Linked DNA regions of Homo sapiens: region 1 is linked to region 2. A link is an interaction called in ENCODE POLR2A ChIA-PET data of the cell type or tissue named here. Cell type or tissue: A673. All regions are shown on one strand. Links, peaks and the distances in the headings refer to the core of each region. The heading gives the core; the rest is flanking DNA.

The links. Peaks named below come from ENCODE experiments on the same cell type or tissue, not always from the same donor. Only the 100,000 strongest peaks of a DNase experiment are listed, where the experiment ranks them.
Region 1: POLR2A ChIA-PET joins it to region 2 with 10 read pairs; 2 of 35 experiments call an interaction of 5 or more read pairs at or near these places.

What each region holds. Positions count from the first base shown.
Region 1 is chr1:51,834,182-51,842,181 of GRCh38, forward strand. It overlaps NRDC (nardilysin convertase), which reads right to left. Exons shown (of 31, transcript NM_001101662.2): 2 at 6,045-6,333; 3 at 1,950-2,031. MIR761 (microRNA 761) reads right to left here and starts at 2,221; the gene lies at 2,163-2,221. In A673, for the core only: no CTCF peak of the experiment used is centred there; DNase peaks (open chromatin) are centred at 2,130 and 7,120; H3K4me3 peaks cover 6,346 bases; H3K27ac peaks cover 7,382 bases.
Region 2 is chr1:51,961,736-51,977,758 of GRCh38, forward strand. It overlaps RAB3B (RAB3B, member RAS oncogene family), which reads right to left. Exons shown (of 5, transcript NM_002867.4): 2 at 15,155-15,382. The coding sequence starts at 15,382. It also overlaps the pseudogene RNA5SP48. Among named protein-coding and RNA genes, the nearest start is that of RAB3B, 21 kb to the right of the region's middle. In A673, for the core only: no CTCF peak of the experiment used is centred there; a DNase peak (open chromatin) is centred at 4,946; H3K27ac peaks cover 654 bases.

The DNA.
Region 1 (8,000 bases), core at 1-8,000, 130 kb before region 2:
GAACACAAAGTCACACAACACAAAGATATAGAAAATATTTTTATCACACATGAACTTTCTTATATGCATAGAAAAACTGAAAGAAAATAGACCAACACATCAAATGGTTATGTCTGAATTCTTTTTTTTTTCTTTGAGACAGAGTCTCACTCTGTTGCCCAGGATGGAGCACAGTGGTGCAATCTTGGCTCACTGCAAACTCTGCCTCCTGGGTTCAAGTGATTCTTGAACCTCCTGGGTTCAAGTGTCTCAGCCTCCCAAGTAGCTGGATTACAGGCACTTGCCACCATGCCTGGCTAATTTTTTGTATTTTTAGTAGAGATGGGGTTTCACCAGGTTGCCCAGGCTGGTCTCCAACTCCTGACCTCAAGTGATCTGCCCACCTCGGCCTCCCAAAGTGCTGGGATTACAGGCGTGAGCCACCACACCTGACCCTAAATAATACTTTCTTCATTACATTTGATTTTGTAACTTTCTATTATGCTCATGTTACTTTTATACTAAAAAAAAAAAATTTCATCTTTAAAGAAAGATAAGACGAACATATAACTTATAAAGAGATCACAAATATATTTAAGTCTAAATAGATTAAAATTCACCTTTTATTAATTAGATTAAAATTCAAACAAATTCACAAACATATATGCAGATTAACTGCTACTGCTGTTACAACTTAATCTCTTCAATTAAATTTAAGGAGATTAAAATTTAAGCACAAACATATGCAGATTAATGGCTACTATAAAAATTCACAAAGTAAGAAGTATACCCTCAAATACTTTAGAAAACCAGACCATTAAAAAAAGAGTAATTTAAAATAAATATTTGTAAAATAAAAATAAATATTTGTAACTATATAACATCCACATAGAGTTTTTTTGTTTGTTTGTTTGTTTTTGAGCTGGAGTCTCGCTCCGTCACCCAGGTTGGAGTGCAATGGCGTGATCTCGGCTCACTGCAACCTCCGCCTCTTGGATTCAAGTGATTCTCCTGCCTCAGCCTCCAGAGCAGCTGGAACTCTAGGTGTGCGCCACCATGCCCGGCTAATTTTTGTGTTTTTGTAGAGATGGAGTTTCACCATGTTGGCCAGGCTGGTCTCGAACTCCTGACCTCAGGTGATCCACCTGCCTTGGCTTCCCAAAGTGCTGGGATTACAGGAGTGAGCCACCGCGCCCGGCCCCGTGTAAGTTTTATTTAGGTACATTCCAAATTAAATGAAAAGCTTCTATTGTTTTGTTTTTATATTAATCATGCCTTTTGAATTTCTAGGTTTTTTTTGTTTCTTGTTTTTTTTTTTTTTTTTTTGAGACAGTCTTGCTCTATCACCCAAGCTGGAGTACAGTGGCACAGCCTCAGCTCACTGCAACCTCTACCTCCCAGGTTCAAATGATTCTCTTGCCTCAGATTCCCAAGTAGCTGGGACTACAGGTGTATGCCACCACGCCCAACTAATTTTTGTATTTTTAGTAGAGATGGGGTTTCACCATGTTGGCCAGGCTGGTCTCGAACTCCTGACTTCAAGTGATCCACCCACCTCAGCCTCCCAGAGTGCTGGGATTACAGGCGTGAGCCACCTCACCCAGGGAATTCCTGTATTTCTGATGTTTGGCTGGGGGCCTTGCTAACCCTGGAAGGGACTGCCCTCCCCAGGACTGGTCATTTCCTAGAAAATGGCAATCATCTCCTGATCCGTTGGCCTTAACATAGCTCAACAATAGTGACATCTACAGTTTAAAAGTTTTCTGTGTGGTTTCATTCTAACTCTCAATATAAGTACACTCAGATTGTTTCCCCCACGATATTCATAAATCAAGGATTTTTTCTTAGCCTTTTCTCTTGCTAAATATATCATACTTCTGTCAAATCACTTGCTAATCTTTGATATCAATTCATATAAGTTTGGAGGGGGGAAAAAAACACACCAGGAATGATATTTTACAAATTCTTACTGTGCTCCAAAAAGTGTGCCAGCCCCGGCAGGTCATCTGGATCAGCGAAACTCCCAACTCCAACACAAAGAGCCGCTGCAGACTGGAGTAATTAGAACACATACAAATAGTTGAGTCAACCCTAAAGGAATAATATTCGCATCTTATCTTAAGGATTCATTTGGAGATGGATGTTTTCCAATAGGAGTAACAAAATTCTTTCCCTGAGAATCAGGAGGAGCAGCAAAGTGAAACTCACCAGAACTGTGTCAGTTTCACCCTGCTGCTCCTCCGCTTGCCATCCTGCCAAATGCTGAACAGGTGCAGACCTAAGGAAAAAAAGCAGAAACAGACAGAAAAAAAGGGAAGAGGGACTGGACAGCCCACCCAAATATCATTTCATGTCAGCATTTCATAATTCTGAACCAAGTTTTTTCCCTGAATTACTAGATTTTGGAAATCTGCGGAAGTAACATATCTAGATAGATATCTCTGAAGATCTCTAAGCAATTAAAAGCTTTGTGTTGAGTGACTCAGTTACTAGATGTGAAACCTGTCAACATGTAACTTAGAAAATTTTGTTAAGATAGAATAAGATAACATTTTAGGAAAACATCTAACAAAAATAGTAAGTGATAAAAAAAGATAAAATCGGTAGCTATTAAAAAGTATAACTAAATTTTAAAGAGGCTTTTTAGTTCTTCACTTCTAATTGAAGATATACAGCATATATTACTTATCAGTATATATTCTCCCAATACTTTGGGAAAATCAGAGTTTTTAACAAAATTGATGGCCAAGAGGTACACCAAACTGCACTTAAAATGATTGGGACTTTTTTTTTTTTTTTTTTTTAAGACAGGGGTCTTGCTATGAGGCCCAGGCTGGTCTCAAACTCCTGGACTCAAACAATCCTCCCACCTCAGCCTCTCAAAGTGCTGGGATTATAGGCGTGAGCCACTGCACCCGAACTATTGGGGCATAATTACAGTAAGTTAAAAGACAAAAAAAGGAGAAAAAACGGTCAATTTGAATCCTTGAAGATAGAAAGGCGAATTATTAACTTTCCCAAATTTGTTTTCTTCAAACTTTTGTAAATGTCAATTTTACAGGGCTAACATATTTGGTGAAACAGATTGTTTTAATAAACAGTTACCTCTTAAAAAAGAGCTTTTCAAAAATAGCATGTACCTGGCATAAAGTCTAGCCATGTGTCAGAAAATGAGTGTGTTTTCAGAAGAACCAAACAGCCTCACTTGATACTATAAACCCCATTTTGAAGACTTAGGCACATAAACTCAGTTAAAACATTGGGGAATATCCAGTTCTTCAAACCACAATCTAACCTGTTCTGTGATGTTTTAATAGGTGCCTAACCTGCTTTCAGCTCCAACTACCCCATAAAGATTTCTTGTCTCGACCAGCAGGGTTGAAGACATTTTTGAATAAGTTGACTTAAACCACAGTCTATCAGTCAGCTTTGACCACAGCAAAAACAGGCTCTGCAATTGCTAGAAAAGAAATTCATACTTGAGAATTTTCTACCTAAAAAATTCAGACCTGAGAAATTCATACTTGAGAACTGAATTAAGAAAGCCCTGAACAAATCTTAATTCAATGTATATCATATTCAAATTTCAACCTTGTTAATTTATCAAACTTTTAAAATCAAGAACAACTTCTTTTGGGAGGAGGAAAACGGAGAGGGATAAAAAAGATGCCTCAGAAAAGTAGTTAACTTCTTAATTAGGTAAATGTTATTCAAAAAACGATCAAATATCTTTCTTCTCAATTCCTTTATTAATTCTCACATTTACCTTAAACAAGTTTCACACATTTTTCAAATAAAACTTAGATCATAAAACCACTCTTAAGCCACCTCTTACCAAGGCTAATCTACTTTATTTCCTTTTTTCAGAGAGTTATTCAACAAATATAAACATTTACCACTTACGATCGTGGGATCTTTCCTTTCACTAGTGAACCCATTGCTTCTGAATCAAAACAATTTCTCGTCTTCAAACTACTTAGGTTCCACTGTCCCGGTAGGATAATCCATAAAATTAGCTGTCAATATCTTATAAGGATTATATCACACTGAGTTCTCAGAAAAGAAAGGTAGCATCTAAGCCATTTTAAAAACGATCACTAGACTCTGACCCTGCTGCTAGAAAAGATCAACTTAGAATTTGATCTACCTAAGCAAAATAAAAAGGGGTACCAAAAAGGCTGAACAGACATGTTCATTTGTCAAAGGTGTTCACAATTGCTGTATAAATCTAAAGTATTTTATAATGTCTTGACATTTAAAATGCCTGTCGAGACAATTTTTAACTGTTTTTAAATGCTTTGTCAGTTAATAGGAAATATAAACAAGTCAGATCATGGGAAAAGCTACTTACAGATAGATGGAAAGATATAGAAAAAAAGTATAGATAAGAAGTATTCAGTTAAGAAGTTATAACATGGTCTGGCTTAGAGCTAAAATAGGCCTCAGAATTTTATATTCTTGTTTTAAAACTGAGAAAAAAAAGAAAGAAAATGAAAACACCTAAAATCACGCAGAAAGAAAGGAACAGAGCCAGAAGTAGAACCCAGGTTTCCTGACTGTCAGTGTTCTTTTTTTTTGTGACTTTTATAATTTCTTCCTATTAATGCTCTATTTGGAATTATGAGATCTATTTTAAGTTAAAAGTGAATCTATTAATTTCCAATCTGTTCATAGAGACCTTAGCATACAGACTATCAAGTGACATATATATACCTTTTTTTCCCCCAGTGTTTTGATGTTCATCTCTACAGCCTTCCAAGTTAAAACTATTTAATACTTGGTCTATCATGCTACCCAAAAACAGGATCACTAATAATCTGAGTAGTAAACAGGAAAAAGCTTCTTAAAAATATTACTCAATCCAACAACTTAGTAAAAAACTGGTACAATCTTTCTTTTTAAAAAATAATTTTTTCCAAGAAGAATAACTATTAAATCATATCTACTACTTATACCTCAACTCTTCCCACCTTTAAGGGTGACCACTTTTTTTCTTTTTCTTTTTTTTTTTTTTTTTGAGACAAAGTCTCACTCTGTTGGCCAGGGTGGAGTGCAGTGGTGTAATCAAAGCTCACTGCAACCTTAACCTCCCTGGGCTCAGGTGATCCTCCCATCTTCAGCCTGTCAAGTAGCTGGAACCACAGGCATGTGCCACCACACCCAGCTAATTTTTTTTAATGTTTTAGAGAGACAGGGTTTCACCACATTACCTAGGCTAGTCTCAGAACTCCTGGACTCAAGTGATCTGCCCATCTCGGCCTCTTTGTATGTAGACTGTACCATGTTGAATATATTATCAATATTCAAGAAACTAGCTTTAACTAACTTTTGCTGGTCAATTCCACTGTACTGGCTCCGAAAATTATCCTCTGGGTACTCCCTACTATGAAAATGGAGGTATTCTTCAAAAGATATTAAGAAATTCTCCCTATCAAGACTTATTTATCTATCCACTGATGGTTGTTACATATTAAATAAGCTTAACTGCCCAGTTTCTATTTCAACTCTTCCAAAGTACTTATTTGTCCAGACCTTTGCGTTCCCATATAAAGTGCTAAATCAAACTCAATTATCTAATTATCTATATAGAAGCCACCCATACAATAACTCTTAGAGCCCTAGGCCCATGTAAAGATTTCACACTAGCCCCATTCTTTTCTTCTTCTTTTTCCAGTCTCACCAAGGATAACATACTCTTATTTCTCTAATCCAGGCTAAGAATTCTGCAGCTCCTCATCTACCAGTATTTGTTTTTAAAACATATAATGTATACAAATACACATAAATTCAAATACCTCTGAGTGTTGATTACCTCTGAGAGATATAGCTATGGGTGATTTTTATATTTTTGTTTTCTTTATATTCCATTAGTTTATATAATGAGCATTTACTACTTTTATAATTGGAGGAAAATGTTTTCAAAATGTAATCCTGATACAGAATAGACCTTTACTGAAGACCAAAAGATAACTATATACTTCCTTTTTGCCATTAAAAAATAAAGCTTGAGTTTAGAAGTTACCCAAAGAATTCCCAAATTAGAAGAAAACAGACATGACTCGCACCTGTTTTTCAGTAGTTTTTTTTCTAGCTTCTGCTCTCTCTTCTAATTCTTCCAATTCATTATCCTCAGTATCAAGATCATCATCATGTTCATCATCAAACTCATCTTCATCATCAAAACCCTCTTCATCGTCATCTTCTATTTCAGCTCCAGAATCTTCATCATCATCTTCTTCTTCTTCCTCCACCTCCTCTTCTTCTTCATCATCTGTTGTATTTCCTGTTTTACCTTCCATATTACTTAGGTCTGAAATCAGAAGTGCCTGCAAGCCATTCTGTAATTTGATGTATCTGGGGGGAGAAAAAAAAAATCACACATTTTGATTCAGCTGTTCTTTACACCAATACAAGTAATCAGCTTAGCAGAATTTTAAAAAAAGAATCCAAGTAAAAGTACAAACACACACACACACAACTATTTGTAAACTAATAAAATTGGTTGCTCTGGAGAGGGAACCCCAAAAGCTAATCAGTTTTTGAACAGCTGGAGGGAAATGAAGGTAAGAACACTTCATAATATACGCTGTTTGTATTTTTAAATTTTGAACTACATAAATATATTTACCTATTCAAAAAACACATTTTAGTAGCTAAAGATATGCAACTCACCACTCAGCCTCCCCTATTTCTCAGTTTGTAAGTATTTAAACATTCTATCATACCAGAAGACTTAGGCTAAGATAAATTGTATCCCTCAATATACAGAACAGTCATGTCAGCTTAATATTAAAGCAAAATCACACAAAATTAAACTGCTGATTTTCTTTTCTATAAAATGTTTGACATATCAGTCTCCAAAGCTGCCTTTATGAACTAAAAAGTGGTTATATCTCTATGAAAATGAAATCCCCCACAGACTGGTAGCCCCGCAGGAAGATTATTCTGCTTTTTTTGAGACAGAGTTTGCTTTACTGCCCAGGCTGATTTTAAACTCTTGGGCTCAAGCAGCTCACCTCAGCCTCCTGAGTGGCTGGGATTACAGGCATGTGCCACCATCTCAAGCTCCTGATTCTTATCTGCAAAACTACTGTGCCAGTTTGATGACTAGGTATCTATTACAGACCACTCCCATTTACACTAATTTTTTTTTTCCTTTTTCTTTGAGACAAGGTCTCACTCTGTTGTGTAGGCTAGAGTGCAGTGGCACGATCTCAGCTCACTGCAGCCTCGACCACCTGGGCTCAGGCAATCCTCCCACCTCAGTCTCCAGAGTAGCTGGGATCACAGGCACAGGCCACCATACCTGGCTAATTTTTGTATTTTTTTAGAGACAGGGTTTTGCCATGTTACCCAAGCTGGTCTTGAACTCCTGGGCTCAAGCAATCCACCCATCTTGGCCCCACAAAGTGCTGGGACTACAGGCATAAGCCATCGCATTCAGCCCCATTTATACTAATTTTTTCATGTATTTATTCAATAAACATTTATTTAGCACCCTTTACATATCAGATATCATGCTGCATTAAGGATAAAAAGGATAAAACAAAATTCCTCATCATCAGGCATTCACTGTCTAATAATGAGATGAGCCAGTATAATACAGAATGACAGAGATAAATACAGAATGTAAGAAACAAGCAGTCAGGGAAGGCGTCTAAGACAAGGTACACTTAAAAAGTCAAGCAAAAACTAAGAATAACATGCAAAGAAAGACAAGGAAGAGAACCTTTGGCCTAAGATGGAAGACTGAACACTGGGATTTATCTACTTTCCATATAAAATAATCACATTTGGAGCTCAGGAGTTCAAGACCAGCAGGCAACGTAGCGAAACCTCATTTCTACAAAAAATACAAAAAATTAGCCTGGCATGGTGGCATGCGCCTGTAGTCCCATCTACTTAGGAGGCTGAGGTTGGGAGGATGATTTGAGCCCAGGAGGTCCAGGCTGCAGCGAGCCCAGATCGGGCCACTTTACTCCAGTCTGGGTGAAAAATGAGACCCTGTCCCAAAAATTAAT
Region 2 (16,023 bases), core at 4,887-12,886:
TCCATACATGGGTTTTGAAGACAGTCAGACCTTTATTTTTATTTTTATTTTTTTTGAGACAGTCTCGCTCTGTCACCCAGGCTGGAGTGAAGTGGGGCGATCTCGGCTCACTGCAACCTCCGCCTCCTGAACTTAAGTGATTCTCCTGCCTCAGCCTCCCAAGTGGCTGGGACTACAGGTGTCAGCCACCAAGCCCCGCTAAATTTTTGTATTTTTAGTAGAGACAGGGTTTCACCATGTTGGCAAGGCCGGTCTCAAACACCTGACCTCAAATGATCCACTTGCCTTGGCCTCCCAAAGTGCTGGGATTACAGGCATGAACCACTGCACCCAGACTGAAGCCAGATAGACCCTGATTCAAATCTGGACTCTGCCACTTACTATTTGTGTGAACTTGAGACAGCCATCTAACTCCTCTGGACCTCAGTTTACTTCTCTGTAAAATGGGGATAATAACAGCACCTAGTTCACAGGGTTAGTGTCAGGATGAAATCAGTTCATAAAAGCACTGAGCACAGTGCTGGCATGAAAGCCCGTGCCACTGTCAGCTCACATCAGCTTTGTGGGAGATAGTATTAGTCCCATTTACAGGTGAAGGTCTAAATGAAAGCTGCTGTTCATTGCCACAATTATTGATGTGTGAAGTCAAGAGGGATGCCAGGCATTCAGAATAAGAATGGCACTTTTGCCAGACTCTGGGCCTCTAAATGCAGGGATCAAAAGGAAGCAGGGATCCTCCCACACACGCCACACAACCACTGTCTGTCCTGGGACCACCTGTCTGCTTTATAATTTGTTTTGTATTCTCTTTATCCCTCTGTTCATGTCAATTATGGCAAGAAGCCCATGTCTCCAAAGCCATCCCTGATCACTGGACTCCAATTGCCATATAGCTCAGTACATCATCATCTTTTCTAACACTGTCTCCTCCCCTCCCCACTGAAACCTTTCTCTGAGTCTTCTGAAATTCAGTCAGTCATCAGAAAAATCTATTTTTGCTCAGCCTCTCATCCGAACGTTTCTTTTACCTCCTTGCTGTAATCAAAGCCCGGCTCTCCCTGAGGACATGGCTTCTCCTAAAGCCTCTAAATTGTTGCTCACTTCCTCTCTCATCACCCTTGAATCAGCGGGCTGGAGGTGGGATAGATGTTGTTGCTTCTCACCCCTGCTTTCATATCACTCTCTTTCCCTCCTTCAAAAAAACAAAACAAAACACCTCCAGCTTTCAATATCATGAGATTATACCACCCACTTATCCCTCTACTGGCCAGTGAACAGCTTCTGCTTCACTGTTACTCTCTCCATAATTCTTGGTGATTTCAATATCCACATAGATGAGGCTTCCATCACCTTGGACTCTCATTTCCTTGAATGCTTCTCCTCCAGTGATATTGATCTCTGACCCCACCTCAGTAACTCACTCTCACAGTCATATCCTGGACCTTATCATTACCAATAGTAATTTCAAGCCTCTCATACTCAGACCACTATGCTCTTTCCAGCTCACTCCTTGTAGATTCCCAGCATCAACAGTCTTCTTTCCCTACCACCTTTTCACTGTCCTTCATCCCTTGTGTTGTTACCTCCCTCTTGGCCCAACTTGAATTCTAAGGTCAATCATGACAACAGCCTCCCTTCACATGCCCCTGACTCCCCAGGCCCTCTTGCTTTGTTATACTCAGCAAAACCACACTTTACTTAAAGTCAACTCTTTGCCTATTCTATGCCTTTATCCTCAGAGCAAAACATGGCTGGAGAAAAACACACAACCATGCTTCAAATTCATGAGCTGATGAATTTAAATTTATGATCACTAATTTCAAATGAAGTCTTAATGCTAATCAGCAATCAAATTACATTTCCACAGTCTATTCACTCTCCCACCTTCCTAAATGACATTCTCCTCTCTCTTCGACTCTCCAAACTTCCTCCCTCATCTTCACTCTCCACTGATGACCTTGCTTCATCAGAAAATTGTACTTAAGAGAACTCGAACCAGCACATGGAACCCCAAGCTGCACCTGTGCCCAAACCCTCTGCTTTCTCCCCTGGGAATGTAGGTGCACAGTCTGTGCTCCTACCAAGGACTCACCCTCTGCATGTAATCCTATCCCCTCTCCCCAGTTCAAGGATATTGTCCCAGCAGTTCTCCTTTGTTTCCAAATCATCAGCTTTGTATTTTTGTTTCTTTGTTGGCTTGCTTTGTTGATCTCTATTCAATTGTTCTACCACCATACGAACGTGCTGCTACTTCTCAAATCTTAAAAAAACAAAAACCTCTTCTGATTCACTTCCCCATTCACCTTCAGCTACCACCCCAATTGTCTCCTTTTCTTTAGAGCAAACATCCTTCAAAGTGCTGTGTCATACTTGGTGTCTCCAATTTCTCTTCTGCCATTTTTACCAGGCTTTCACCCCTCCTACTCCACCAAAACAACTTGTATCAAGGTTATCAATGTACTCTATGTTGCTAAATACAGCAGTCAATCCTCAGTTCCCATATTCATAACCTAGCAGCCATATTTGACACAGTTGATCTCTCCTTCCTCTGAAAAACTATCTTCACTTGGCTGCCAGGACACCACACATTCTCATTTCAGTTGCTCTTTTTCAGTCTCCTTTCCCGATTCTCCCTCATCTTCCCAACACCTTGGTGTTGGAATGTCTCCGGGCTCAGTCTGTGAACCTTTTCTTCTTCCTGCCTTCACTCTTTCCCTTGTTAATCTTATTTGGTCTCATCATTTAAAATACTACTTGCTAACATATACATGCAGACTCATTTATCCAACTGCTTATTCCATATCTCTACTTGGTTATCTAACGGGTATCTCCAACTTAGCATAACCAAACTGAATCCCCAACTCTCTCTCTCTAAACCCTGTTCTTCCTGCAGTCTTCCCCATCTCAGTTAGAGGAATCTCCAAACTTCTAGTCGCTCAGCCCAAACCCTCAGCAACATCCTTGACTTCTCTCCTTCTTTCTCTCTCCACATCTAATTCAATATTCAGTATTTTCAACATACATGCAAAATCTGACTACTCTCACTACTACCGCTACTACCTCCCTAGTTCAAGCCACCATCATTCCCAGCCTCAATTGTTACAAATCCTAACTGGTTCTCCCTGCTTCTGCACTTTGCTCTTCATAATTTATTCTTGAAACAGGCATAACTCTGCCTCAGAGAAATCCTGTTAAGTGTTAAGATGTAAGTCACCTGGCCAGGCGCAGTAGCTCACGCCTGTAATCCCAACACTTTGGGAGGCCAAGGCTGGTGGATTACTTAAGACCAGGAGTTCAAGACCAGCCTGGCCAACATGGTCTCTACTAAAAATACAAAAATTAGCATGGTGGCACACACTTGTAATCCCAGCCACTCAGGTGGCTGAGGAACGAGAATTACTTGAACCTGGGAGGCAGAGGTTGCAGTGAGCCGAGATTGCGCCACTGCACTTCCAACCTGGGTGACAGAGTGAAATTCTGTCTCAAAAAAAAAAAAAGAAACGAAAAAAAGAAAGAAAGAAAGATGTAAGTCACTAAAATGTTAAAATGTTCTGGAATTAGTGATGATAGTTGCATAAGTCTGTAAATATACTAAAAATCACTGAACTATACTGTTTAAAAGGGTGAATTTTGGCTGGCCCGGTGGCTTACGCCTGTAATCCAAGCACTTTAGGAGGCTGAGGTGGGTGGATCACGAGGTCAGGAGTTCGAGACCAGCCTGGCCAACATGGCAAAACCCCGTCTCTACTAAAAGTACAAAAATTAGCCGGGTGCGGTGGGGGGCACGTGTAATCCCAGCTACTCGGGAGGCTGAGGCAGGAGAATCGCTTGAACCCGGGAAGCGGAGGTTGCAGTGAGCCGAGAATGTACCACTGCACTCCAGCCTGGGCAACAGAGCAAGGCTCCATCTCAAAAAAAAAAAAAAGGTGAATTTTATGGTATATAAGGTATATGTCAATTGAAAAAATATTATTAAATGCAATACGGTATCTTGGATTGGATCCTGCAATGGTAATAGAATATTTGTGGAAAAAAAACTAGTGAAATTCAAATAAAGACGGTAGTTTAATCGTATTGTACCAATGTCAATTTCTTAGTTTTGACAAATGTATCATGGTTATATAAAATGTTAACATTAGGGCAACTGGGCAAAGGACACATGGGAACTCTACACTATCACTGCAACTTTTCTATAAACCTAAAATTACCCAAAGATTTAAAAATTTATTAAAACAATGTAAGACAGAGCATGTCATTCCACTGCTCAATGTCTGCAATGCATTTCAATGTGTGCGTGCCTGGTGTATATCCCCCTTCTCCTCTGCTTCACTGAGTGCCCCTAAGAGGCAGGGATGTTGTCTCACCAATCGCTGCAGAGCCTAGCACAGCTAGGCACACAAAGGGTCCTTGAAAGCAATTATGCTCTTGCAAATGTCATTTCTTCCACCTGTAAAGCTCTTACTCTACATTAACCTGAAAAAAATCAGACTCATTTGTCAAGACCCTGCTCAAATGTCCCCTCCTTTGTGAGACCTGCAATGATTTTCCCAGGTGGAGGTAGCTGTTCTTACAACACTTTCTTCATCCCTTTATTACATCGCTTTTATCACATTGTAGCTGTTTCTTTGCCCTCTCATGACAGTGCCTCGCATATAATATGTACATGACACATGTTTATTGAATGGATTAATGAATACACAAATGGCTTGTAGATTATTTCTTTTTCTCCCATGCCAGTTTGGATGGAAGGAAAGGGGGTTGTGGCCCTAAATAGTGTGTCTTGGAGACCCCTTCAATAGTCAATCAGGATGGCTTGTTAATTCATTTGAAAATTACAGAGGCCAACTAAGCCTGATTTGACTCCCCATGGTCTTTGTTGTGATTTTTAAAATCAGATTAAACTTACTTCCTCAGCAGCTGGTTCCTACAGGCTTTGGGGAGATAAAAGTGTCAGCATGTTTCTGCAGCCACACCAGGAAACTTGCTGCCTAGAAAAATCAATTCTGATTATCATAAGAGCTGAGCACAGGATGGTGTACTCAGGAACTGTCTTCACATTCCTGGAGCCACAGAGACTTGTCAGAGCCCCAGTTTCCCTGTTCAGCCTCCAGACTCTTCTGTGCTGCCCGCTGATCTCTCCACAGGTCTCCAGCTTACACTCAAGACGAGATTGCACCTTCCTGAAGGTGGCAGGAAGAGCACTGGAATGGGTCAAGGGACATCACCATGAGCCCTCAGTAAAGTCCCTATCTCACTCTGAGCCTCAGCCTCCTCCTGTCTAAAATGAAAGACTGAGGCTGGGCACAGTGGCTCACGCCCGTAATCCCAGCACTTTGGGAGGCCGAGGCAGGAGGATCAACTGAGGTCAGGAGTTTGAAACCAGCCTGGCCAACGTGGTGAAAACCTGTCTCTACTAAAAATAGAAAAATCAGCCAGGCATGGTGGTACATGCCTGTAATCCCAGCTATTCGGGAGGCTGAGGCAGGAGAATCGCTTGAACCCAGGAAGTGGAGGTTGCAGTGAGCCAAGATTATGCCATGGCACTCCAGCCTGGGCAACAAAAGCAAAACTCCACCTCAAAAAATAAATTAATTAATTAAATTAAATAAAATGAGAGACTGAGATGTGATGTGCTCTAAATTCACAGGCTTGTTGACACCTAACAAGGTAACAGGAAATCTTAATCAGCAGTGTGAACTTAAAACATGGACATTACCTGCTTCAGAGTCTTAAAGGATGAGGGAATTTATATCAGGTATTTTCCTTTTTCTTTTCTTTTCTTTTTCTTTTTTTTTTTTTTTTTTGAGATAGGATCTTGCTCTGTCACCCAGGCTGGAGTGCAGTGGTGTGGTTATAGCTCAAGGCAGCCTTGACCTCCCAGGCTCAAGTGATCCTCTGGCCTCAGCCTCATGAGTAGCTGGGACTACAGGCACATGCCACCACACACACAGCTTATTTTTAAATTTTTTGTAGAGACAAGGTCTCAGTATGTTGCTGGTCTCACTCCTGAGCTCAAGTGATCCTCCTGCCTTGGCCTCCCAAAGTGCTAGGATTATAGGCATGAGCCACCACGCCCAACCAGGTCTTTTATATGTTACTAACAGATGCTGTAGTAGTCAGAATAATAGTCTCCCAAATATATAATCCCTAAAATCTGTGAATATGTTACCTTACATGGCAAAAGGGATTTTTGCAAATGGGATTAAATTAAGGATCTTGAAAATGCAGGATTGACCTGGAATGCCTAGGTGGGCCCATTATAATCACAAGTGTTTTTATAAGAGACAAGGAGGAGGTTCAGAGAGGTTGGAAGATGTTCCACTGCAGCTTTGAAGATGGATGGAAGAAGGGGCCCCAAGCAAAGGGATGTAGGCAGCCTCTGGAAGCTGGAAAAGGCAAATTAAAGATGCCCCCCAGATGAGGCCCTCCAGAGAGAACACAGACTGAAACCAGCCAACAAATTGATTTTAACCCAGTGAGACCCACCTTAGACTTCCGACCTCCAGAACTGTGAGATAGTAAGTTTGTGTTGTCTTAAGCCACTAAGTTTGTAGTAATTTTAGTGCAGCAACAGGAAACTAATAGAGAAGCCTATTAGACAGCTACCCAATCTCATATAATAATCCATGACTGTACATTCTTAAATTCTAGGGAAAAGTCTCTTGATATCCTATTCTTCTTCCCCTAATCAGAACAAGAGAGCTATGGTATTCATTTATTGGGCTCATAATTTCAGTCTCATTAATTCCTGGAGAGCAGGGAATGTCACATTTATATTAATATCTCTATCCCCAGAATCTGGCACAGTAAATATTTGTTAAATGGCTGCTGAAGAGCCACAATCCTCCTTCTTCCAAGTTTCTGGTATGATTACCTTTCCCACATTCCTACACTCCCTTACATTTCAGCTATTCTTATATTACTGGCCCTAAGATACAGATCCTTGACATTCCCAGATTTAATACTCACTAGCTTTAATATTTATAAATGACTCCAAAGCCATGTTGTGACCTAACATTTCATGGAGGCTGCTGTGTGGACATAAGGCAGATGACTGATAAGCGAACCTTGCTGACTGCCCAGCACCCCATCTCACCTTGACCTTGTTCTCAGTTCCTGTTTATATGAGGAGTTACTCACATCACTGTGGAATTCAGATTCCCAGGAAATCTCTTAAGACTCCTCTTGTTTGTCCCATTGTTTGTCATTCTGTCTAACCCTCCTTTGGAACCCATGGTCACTCTTATCTATGTCTTTAATTATAGTAAGAGCTATTGGGCAGGAGCAGTGGCTCACACCTGTAATCCCAGCACTTTTGAAAGGCCTAGGCAGGCAGATCACTTGAGCTCAGGAGTTTGAGACCAGCCTGGGGAACATGACAAAACCCTGTCTCTACAAAAAATACAAAACTTAGCCAGGCATGGTGTGGCACACACCTATAGTCCCAGCTACTGGTGAGGCTAAGGTGGGAGGATTGCTTAAGCCCAGGAGGTCGAGGCTGCAGTAAACCATGAGCATACCACTGCACTCCAGCCTCGGACACCCTGTCTCAACATTAAATACATGAATAAAATGATAATTTAAAAAAGAGCTGTTGGAGGAGGGACCCTCCTTTCTCTGTCTATGAGGAAGGCTGTCCATGGAGACAGAGGCTTCTCCTACAGACCTGAGTGGAATGCTTTAGGCCTTAAATATTAGTAAATCTGGGCCACATGGACTTTGACTTTGAGTGAATGGTGTACGGGCTAATTATAGCCAGCGGCCCACGTTGGCCTATGACTGGGTTTGTGTGTCTTTCTGACTCCAGAGTAAAGTATGAGCAAGCTGCACTTGCCGGAAGACTTTAGCCATGGCTTCATCCTCGCTTTAATGAGTAATAAGGCTTTTTTTTTTCCATTACGCCCCATCTCTCTGACTCCTGCATCTATTTCTCAATGGGTTTAGGTGGGGAAGAAAAGGAATGCTATTTATCAATCTCCCTAGAACCTTAATAAAAACTACGATTTGTTGAGTGTTTACTCTGTGCCATGCACTATGTTAGTGCTTTATGCACATTATCTATGTATGTCTTTAGTTACACTAAGAGCTTTTAAATCATCACCAACACAGCAATAGATCCAACTAGAGGCCACTTACTGCTGGGTGCTGGTTGCACTCAGTCTCTACAAGAAATACAAAATTTATTCAGGCATGGCATAGCCAGGCACACCTGTAGTTCCAGCTACTAGGGAGGCTGAGGTGGGAGGATCACCTGAAGCCAGGAGGCAGAGGTTCCAGTGACCTGAGATCGCACCACTGTACTCCAGCCTGGGAAACAGAGTTAGACCCTATCTCAAAAAAAAAAAACCCAAAAAACAAAAAACAAACAAACAAACAAACAAAAAAACAAAAACTAGAATCCAGGACCCAGAGTCCTAGGTGAGCTCAATCCTCTGGATTGTTCTCTTGATCAGCACCAGACAGCCTCTGCAATGGGCCCCACATAGAGGTGGTGGAAGCCCCCTCCACTCTTCTATTCCCACAAGGTCTCCAGGGGTTGCTTGGCAACCAGCACCCAGCAATAAGTGGCCTCTAGTTGGATCCGTTGCTGTGGAGTTACCAAGTCTCCTCTCACACCTGTGCATGCTCTCGCTCCCTAATAATGAGGCTTCTCTCCTATCCCTACCTCCCCAGTAAGACTTTCTTCTCTGATCCACAATCATTAACTTCTCAGGAAACAAAGGGAGCTCTCAGGGACCTTTGTGGTGAGGGGCTCCAGGCAATAAGGCACTCCCAAGACCCTCATCCCCCAGAGATGACAGAAATTCCTATTGTGGGTGGCCCTGCTCAGCAATGCTCATAACCTCCTCTTCTTGTGTCTGGAATCCCCTAAGAGAGATCAAATAGGCTGGAGGAATTTAACTGAACACTTCATACTGTGCTAGTGAGTCACTAAATGCTGTTCCTACACTGGAACCACAGATGGAAAACTTCAGAAAGCAACCCAGTGGCTGGGCACGGTGGCTCACACCTATAATCCCAGCACTTTGGGAGGCCGAGGCGGGCAGATCATGAGGTCAGGAGAACAAGACCACCCTGGCTAACACGGTGAAACCCCGTCTCTACTAAAAATACAAAAAAAAAAAATTAGCTGGGCTTGGTGGCTGGGACCTGTAGCCCCAGCTACTCGGGAGACTGAGGCAGGAGAATGGCGTGAACCCAGGAGGCAGAACTTCCAGTCAGCTGAGATCGTGCCACTGCACTCCAGCCTGGGTGACAGAGCGAGACTCCGTCTCAAAAAAAAAAAAAAAAAAAAAAAGAAAGAAAGCAACCCAGTGACCCCTTCCATGTGGACCCAAAGGTAGAGAAAGGAAGGAACCCAATATTTATTGCATTCCCCAGACACAGTATTATGTTATCACATTTAGGCCCCCTCACCACCAGCAAACCTATGAGGCTTTAATAGTTGAAGACATTAACTAGTCATAAAAATGAAGTGATTTATCAAAGCTCACAAAACCAAAAAAAAAAAAATCACAAAACTTTTGTGTACAGAAGTGATATGTATAAACACACATAAATGTTCCCCCTTTCCCTTTACAATGAAAGCAGTCTCCCCCTATCCTTGGGGGATAAGTTCCAAGACCCTCAGTGGATGCCTGAAACCTCAAATAGTACCTAATCCTATACAGTATACACTATGCTTTTTCTTTTTTCTTTTCTTTTTTTTTTTTTTGAGATGGAGTCTCGCTCTGTCGCCTAGGCTGGAGTGCAATGGCGCAATCTTGGCTCACTGAAACCTCTGCCTCCCAGGTTCAAGCAATTCTACTGCATCACCCTCCTGAGTATCTGGGATTACAGGAGCCTGCCACCACGCCCAGCTAATTTTTTGTATTTTTAGTAAAGGTGGGGTTTCACTATGTTGGCCAGGCTAGTCTCGAACTCCTGACCTCATGATCCTCCCACCTCAGCCTCCCAAAGTGCCGGATTACAGGCGTGGGCCACTGCACCCAGACCACACTATGTTTTTTCAATTTCATAACCACGATGGCTACTGAGTGGCTAATGGGCAGATAGCAAATACAGCACGGATATGCTGGATAAAGGGATCATTCACGCCCTGGGCAGGACAGAGCAAGACAGTGCAATATTTCATCATGCTACTCAAAACAGTGTGCAATTTAGGCCAGGCACGGTGGGTCACGCCTGTAATCCCAGAGCTTCGGGAGGCCGAGGTAGGTGGATCACTTGAGGTCAGAAGTTCAAGACAAGCCTGGCCAACATGGTGAAACCCCATCTCTACTAAAAATACAAAAATTAGCCAGGCGTGGTGGTGTACGCCTGTAATCTCAGCTGCTCCAGAAGCAGAAGAATTGCTTGAACCCGGGAGGTGGAGGTTGCAGTGAGCTGAGCTCATGCCATTGCACTCCAGCCTGGGCAACCGAGCGAGACTCTATCTCAAAGAAAAAAAAGCAGTGTGCAATTTAAAATTTATTAGCTTATTTCTAGAATTTTCTGTTTAGTATGTTCAGATCTAGAGGGCCCCAGGTAACTGAAATCTTGGAAAGTGAAACCAAGGATAAGAGGGGACAGCAATTGATCATCAAATTCTGTAAATTCTAGTTCCAAATCTCTCTCTTCATTTCCATCCCTTATGTCATTTTGTCACTCTTAGCGTTATGGACTGAATGTCTATGTCCTCCCAAAATGTGTATGTTGAAGCCCTAGATAGTACCTAATCCTATACAGTATACACTATGCTTTTTTCTTTTTTCTTTTTTTTTTTTTTTTTGAGTTGGAGTGTTGCTCATCCCTCAGTGTGCTTGTATTTGGAGATGAGGCCTCAAAGGAAGTAATCGAAGTTAAATGATGTCATAAGAGTGAGTTCCTGATCCAACAGAATTCATATCATTATAAGAAGAGACACCAAAGAGTTTGCACTATCTCTCCCCCATGCCCATGCACCAAGGAAAGGCCACAAGAACACAGAGTGGGAAGGCAGCCCGAGGGGAGAGCTCTCATCAGACATCAACCCTACTGGCACCTTGATCTTAGACTTCCAGTCTCCAGACTGTGAGAAAATTAATTTCAATTGTATTTTGTTATGGCAGCCAGAGCAGAATAATACACTTAGTTCAGCCCCATATAATTTACCCAAGTCCTTGCTTGCTTGCTTGCTTCCTTTCTTTTATAGCTGGTCACTACTATATTTGTTTATTAATTTTTAGATAGCCTTTATGAGGTATAATTGATACACAAAAAAATTCACTTATTTAATGTATACAATTTGATGAGTTTGGATCCAAAACCCTGGTTTCTTTGCCTCATTTCCATCCACCCTTCAAACTGAAGCCAGGAATTTTTCTAAAATGCAAATCTAACTTGTTTAAACCCTTCTATGGCTCCCCAGTGCCTATGGTGGTGGTCTCCAACTTACATCCCTTTAAGTAAGAAAAATGTAGGTACAGCACACACAGTATATGTGTATTCTTTAGATTATATATCTATATGTCTACTTCTATACACAAGATATTAAAATATATAAAATTAAAATAAACAATATTTAAATGTTTAAAATCTAATGTATTCATGAATAGTCCAGAAAACTTTATTTTTGCTGCATAAAAGCACATACACACACATAAAAACCCTTTGCTAATTTTCCTTCAGCAAAAGCAATGAGATTGACCATGTCATCTATGGCTATACCACCCTGAACGCGCCCGATCTCATCTGATCTCGGAAGCTAAGAGGGGTTGGGCCTGGTTAGTACTTGGATGGGAGATTGACTATGTCGTATCTAATTAGATTATCATTGATTTTACCTCGAAACGTGGCTGACAATGAACTTGTGTTGGGAGTTGGAAAAACACCAGTTCAGCCATTTTCTTTATGCTCACTTGGATTCACTATAATCTTCTAGCATAGTCTTCAATCAGAGGTTTCTTTATAGGACTCTTTAAAAGCCACATATCCATTATGAGGTTTCATTTAGTTAAAACTAGACCATGTAATCAATAAATCCACTTACCCAGGCACAAGAAAACCACAAAAGCTCACAATTGGCTGAACATAAACAAAGAAGTGAGTCAGTCCACTGTCAACCCCTCAGAAGGGCACAATGCCTCCTCCTATCTCAAGATTTTTTGAGTGTAGGCTATCTGACCATCTGATATGGGGGTCAAACAAAGACACTTCTGTCAATCCACATAGTAAATATCAGTAAAAAATATCTTATGTTCAAAGATTAAAAGTAAGCTCTAATAATTTCTTCAGTTCCCTAAGGAATCATCAAGCATGAATCCTCTGACCGATGACAAGAACTTTCTGTTTGCTGTGGAAGATCTCTTTGACCCCCAATCTGCCACCTATAGCCTCTCCAGCAAATTTCTCTCAGCACCCACTCTCTGCTCTTTCACAACCTTGATCCAGTTTTACTGTATTGCTCACCATGCCCCAAATATTCTGTGCTCTCACATCCCCCTGTGCATGGAACTGTAAGGATGATATCAAATAACACAAGTGAAAGCACCTGGCACCTAATAGGTGCTTTTAGTAAATGCATGTTGACTTTCACCTCAAGCTAGTTAAACTAAGTGGTTCTACAATGTTAGCCAGCCACAAAACCACCTGGAAAATTTGTTATAGCACAGATGGTTGTCACTCACCCACCAGAGTTTCTGACTCAATAGTTCTGAGGTGGGCCTGAAAATTTGCATTTCTAACAAATTCCAAGGTGATGCTGATGCCATGGGTCTGGGAATCAGTGAACTAGACGACCCGTATAGCTTCTTCTATTTCTAATGATCTCTGACTCCTCAATGCCTTTAATAGAGAGCAAATGAACAAAATGAACTTTTATCCCTATATAATATTTGACATTATCATGAAGGGAAATATGAACTCTATAATACCTCAGATGCACAGTGTAGAGAAAAGAGCACATACTTTTGAATCAGAAGATCTTGTTGAAATCCCACTTTATAGCAGTGTTGTTGACCTAAGGCAAGTTAACTAATCTCTGAGTTTCTTATCCTGCAAAACAGGAGTGTATTAAAGTAGTACCTACTTCATAGTGTTAATTGTGAGATAGTATATGGGAAATAATTTGTAAAAAGAAAAGTACTACATACAGACTGCCCCAATAAGATATATGCATAATGTATTAATGTACATTTAACACGCAGAATAGAAAGATAATAAATAACATACGTTTTGGCTGGGCGTGGTGGCTCACGCCTGTAATCCCAGCACTTTGGGAAACCAACACGGGTGGATCACCTGAGGTCAGGAGTTCAAGATCAGCCTGGTGAACATGGTGAAAACCCATCTTTACTAAAAATACAAAAATTAGCCAGGCGTGGTGGCACACGCCTATAATTGAAGCTACTTGGGGGGCTGAAGCAACAGAATCGATTGAACCCAAGAGGTGGAAATTGCAGTGAGCCAAGATAGTGCCACTGCACTCCAGCTCAGGTGACAGAGTGAGACTCTGTCTCGAAAAAAATAAAATAAAATAATAATAATACATGTTTTAAATACTTTAAATCACAAATTTTCAAAATTTCCAATCCAGGTACTAATTCATTTTTGAAAACTATATGATCTACATGTTGCTATATCATCTAAAATATGTGCATAATTTATTAGTACTATTGGCAGATACTAATAATAATAGTAGCTGTGGCAGCCAGCTTCCAAGATGGTCCCCAGTGATACTTTCCTCCCAATATCCACACTTTTGTGTAGTTTCCTCCCATGCTGAATCAGTGACCAACAGAACGCTGTAAGGCTAAGGCTAACTCATAAGAGACATTGCCACTTCCTCTGGCCTTTTACATCTCTCACTCTGGGAAAAGCCAGCTGCTATGCAAATAAAGACACTTCAGCAGCTCTGTGAAGACACTCTAAGAGGCCAAATGGGAACGAAGTAAGGCCTTCTGCCAACAGCTAGCACCAGACATGTGAGTGTGCAGTCTTAAGATCCTCCAGCCCCAGGCTAAGCGCGGTGGCTCACACCTGTAATCCCAGCACTTTGGGAGGCCGAGGTGGGCGGATCACAAGGTCAGGAGTTCGAGACCAGCCTGGCCAACATGGTGAAACACCATCTCTACTAAAAATACAAAAATTAACTGGGCATGGTGGCGGGCACCTGTAGTCCCAGCTACTCGGGAGGCTGAGGCAGGAGAATCGCTTGAACCCGGGAGGCGGAAGTTGCAGTGAGCTGAGATCATGTCACTGCACTCCAACCTGGGCAACAGGACAAGACTCCGTCTTAAAAAAAAAAAAAAGATCCTCCAGCTCCAGTGTATGTTTCAGATGACTGCAAGCCAAGCCAACATCTGGCTACACCTCATGAGAGGCCCCAACCACTCCCAAATGTTTGATCCACAGAAACTATGAGATAATGAATTATTATTGTTGTTTGACACTACCAATTTATTTATTTATTTATTTATTTATTTATTTGAGATGGAGTCTCGCTCCGTTGCACAGGCTGGAGTGCAGTGGCATGATCATGGCTCACTGCAGCCTCGACCTCCTGGGCTCAAGCAATCCTTCCACCTCAGCCTCCCAAGTAATGGGGACTACAGGAGCCCACCACCATGCCCAGCTAATTTGTTTTATTTTTTTGAGAGATGAGGTCTCACAATGTTGCCCAGTCTGGCACTATGAACTTATGAAGTGATTTGTTATACGACAGTAGATAACTGATACCTTAGCTAACATTTAGTGTGCATTTACTATGTTCCAGGAACTAAGCCAAGGACCTAAGGACCCAACAGCCTTATGATGTAGATGCTATTACAATCCCCAAAGGAGAAAGGGTGCCCCAGAGAAGTTAAGCAATTCAGTCAAGTTCCATGACTAGTAAGTGGTAGAAGCAGAATTTGAACCCAAGTCTCTAACTCCAAGCCCCAGTTTCTTGGTCACTCATTTAGACAAGCCAACATAAAACCTCCTGGATAGTTAAACAGCAGAAGCAACTGAACCCCTGGAGGAGAGCAAACTTGTATAAAACTAGCAGAGGGTAGCCCAGGGGCCACACCTGAAACAGCATTAATGCCTGATGCTGTAAGGCCCAGAAGTTCCAAGCTGGCCCCACCTCTAAGCCCTTGTACTGGCAGGCCAGCCGCTTCTCAGGAAAATCCTGCCCAAGATTCCCGGGACTCACCCAGATCTGCAGTTTCACCCGCTTCTCGTGACGGTAGACTGTCTTCACCTTGAAGTCGATGCCCACGGTGCTAACGAAGGCTGGGGTGAACGTGTCATCAGCATAGCGGAAGAGGAAGGAGGTCTTGCCAACACTGCTGTTGCCAATGATAAGCAGTTTAAACATGTAGTCAAAATTCTGGTCAGAGGCATCTTTGACTCCAGTTTTACCATCTGTCACTGAAGCCATCTGCAAGAGAGACCTAGAGTCACTCAGGAACAGACCTTCGGTGTCACCCTGAGTCACCATCCTTCTAATGGTCACCCCACCATTCACACACTCACTCCTTACTCCAGCACCACTGAGGAAATGCACACTACTCAGAATCACCCCATCACTACACCTGCCCCAAATGTTGTCTCAGCACTGAGGTGGAACCCAGCTCCTCCCATTCATTCCTTCAGCAAATATTTACTGAGCACATTGATCTGGGGCAAGCCCTGTGCTGGGCATGGGGCTTACAAACATGAGTCAGACATGGTGCCTGACCTCTAGGTGGACAAAAACTAGAATAAAAGGTGGGTCAACACAGAGTAACAAAGCAGTAGATAAGTGATAAGACAGAGGAGTCCTGGCTGAGGAAGTCCATGAGAAGCATCTCATTCAGCCTGGAGGCCCGGTGATCAAGGAGAGGCTCCTGGAGGAAGCAGCTCCTGAGCTATTTTGGGGAAAGAAAAAAAAAGCCAAGAACAGCAAACACATGCACATCCAAGGAAAGACTCAGTAAAGGGCTATCATTCTCTTGCTTCAAAAACTATTATGACTCAGGAGGCTGAGGTGGGAGGATCACTTGAGCCCAGGAGTTCGACGCTGCAGGGAGCCATGATCAT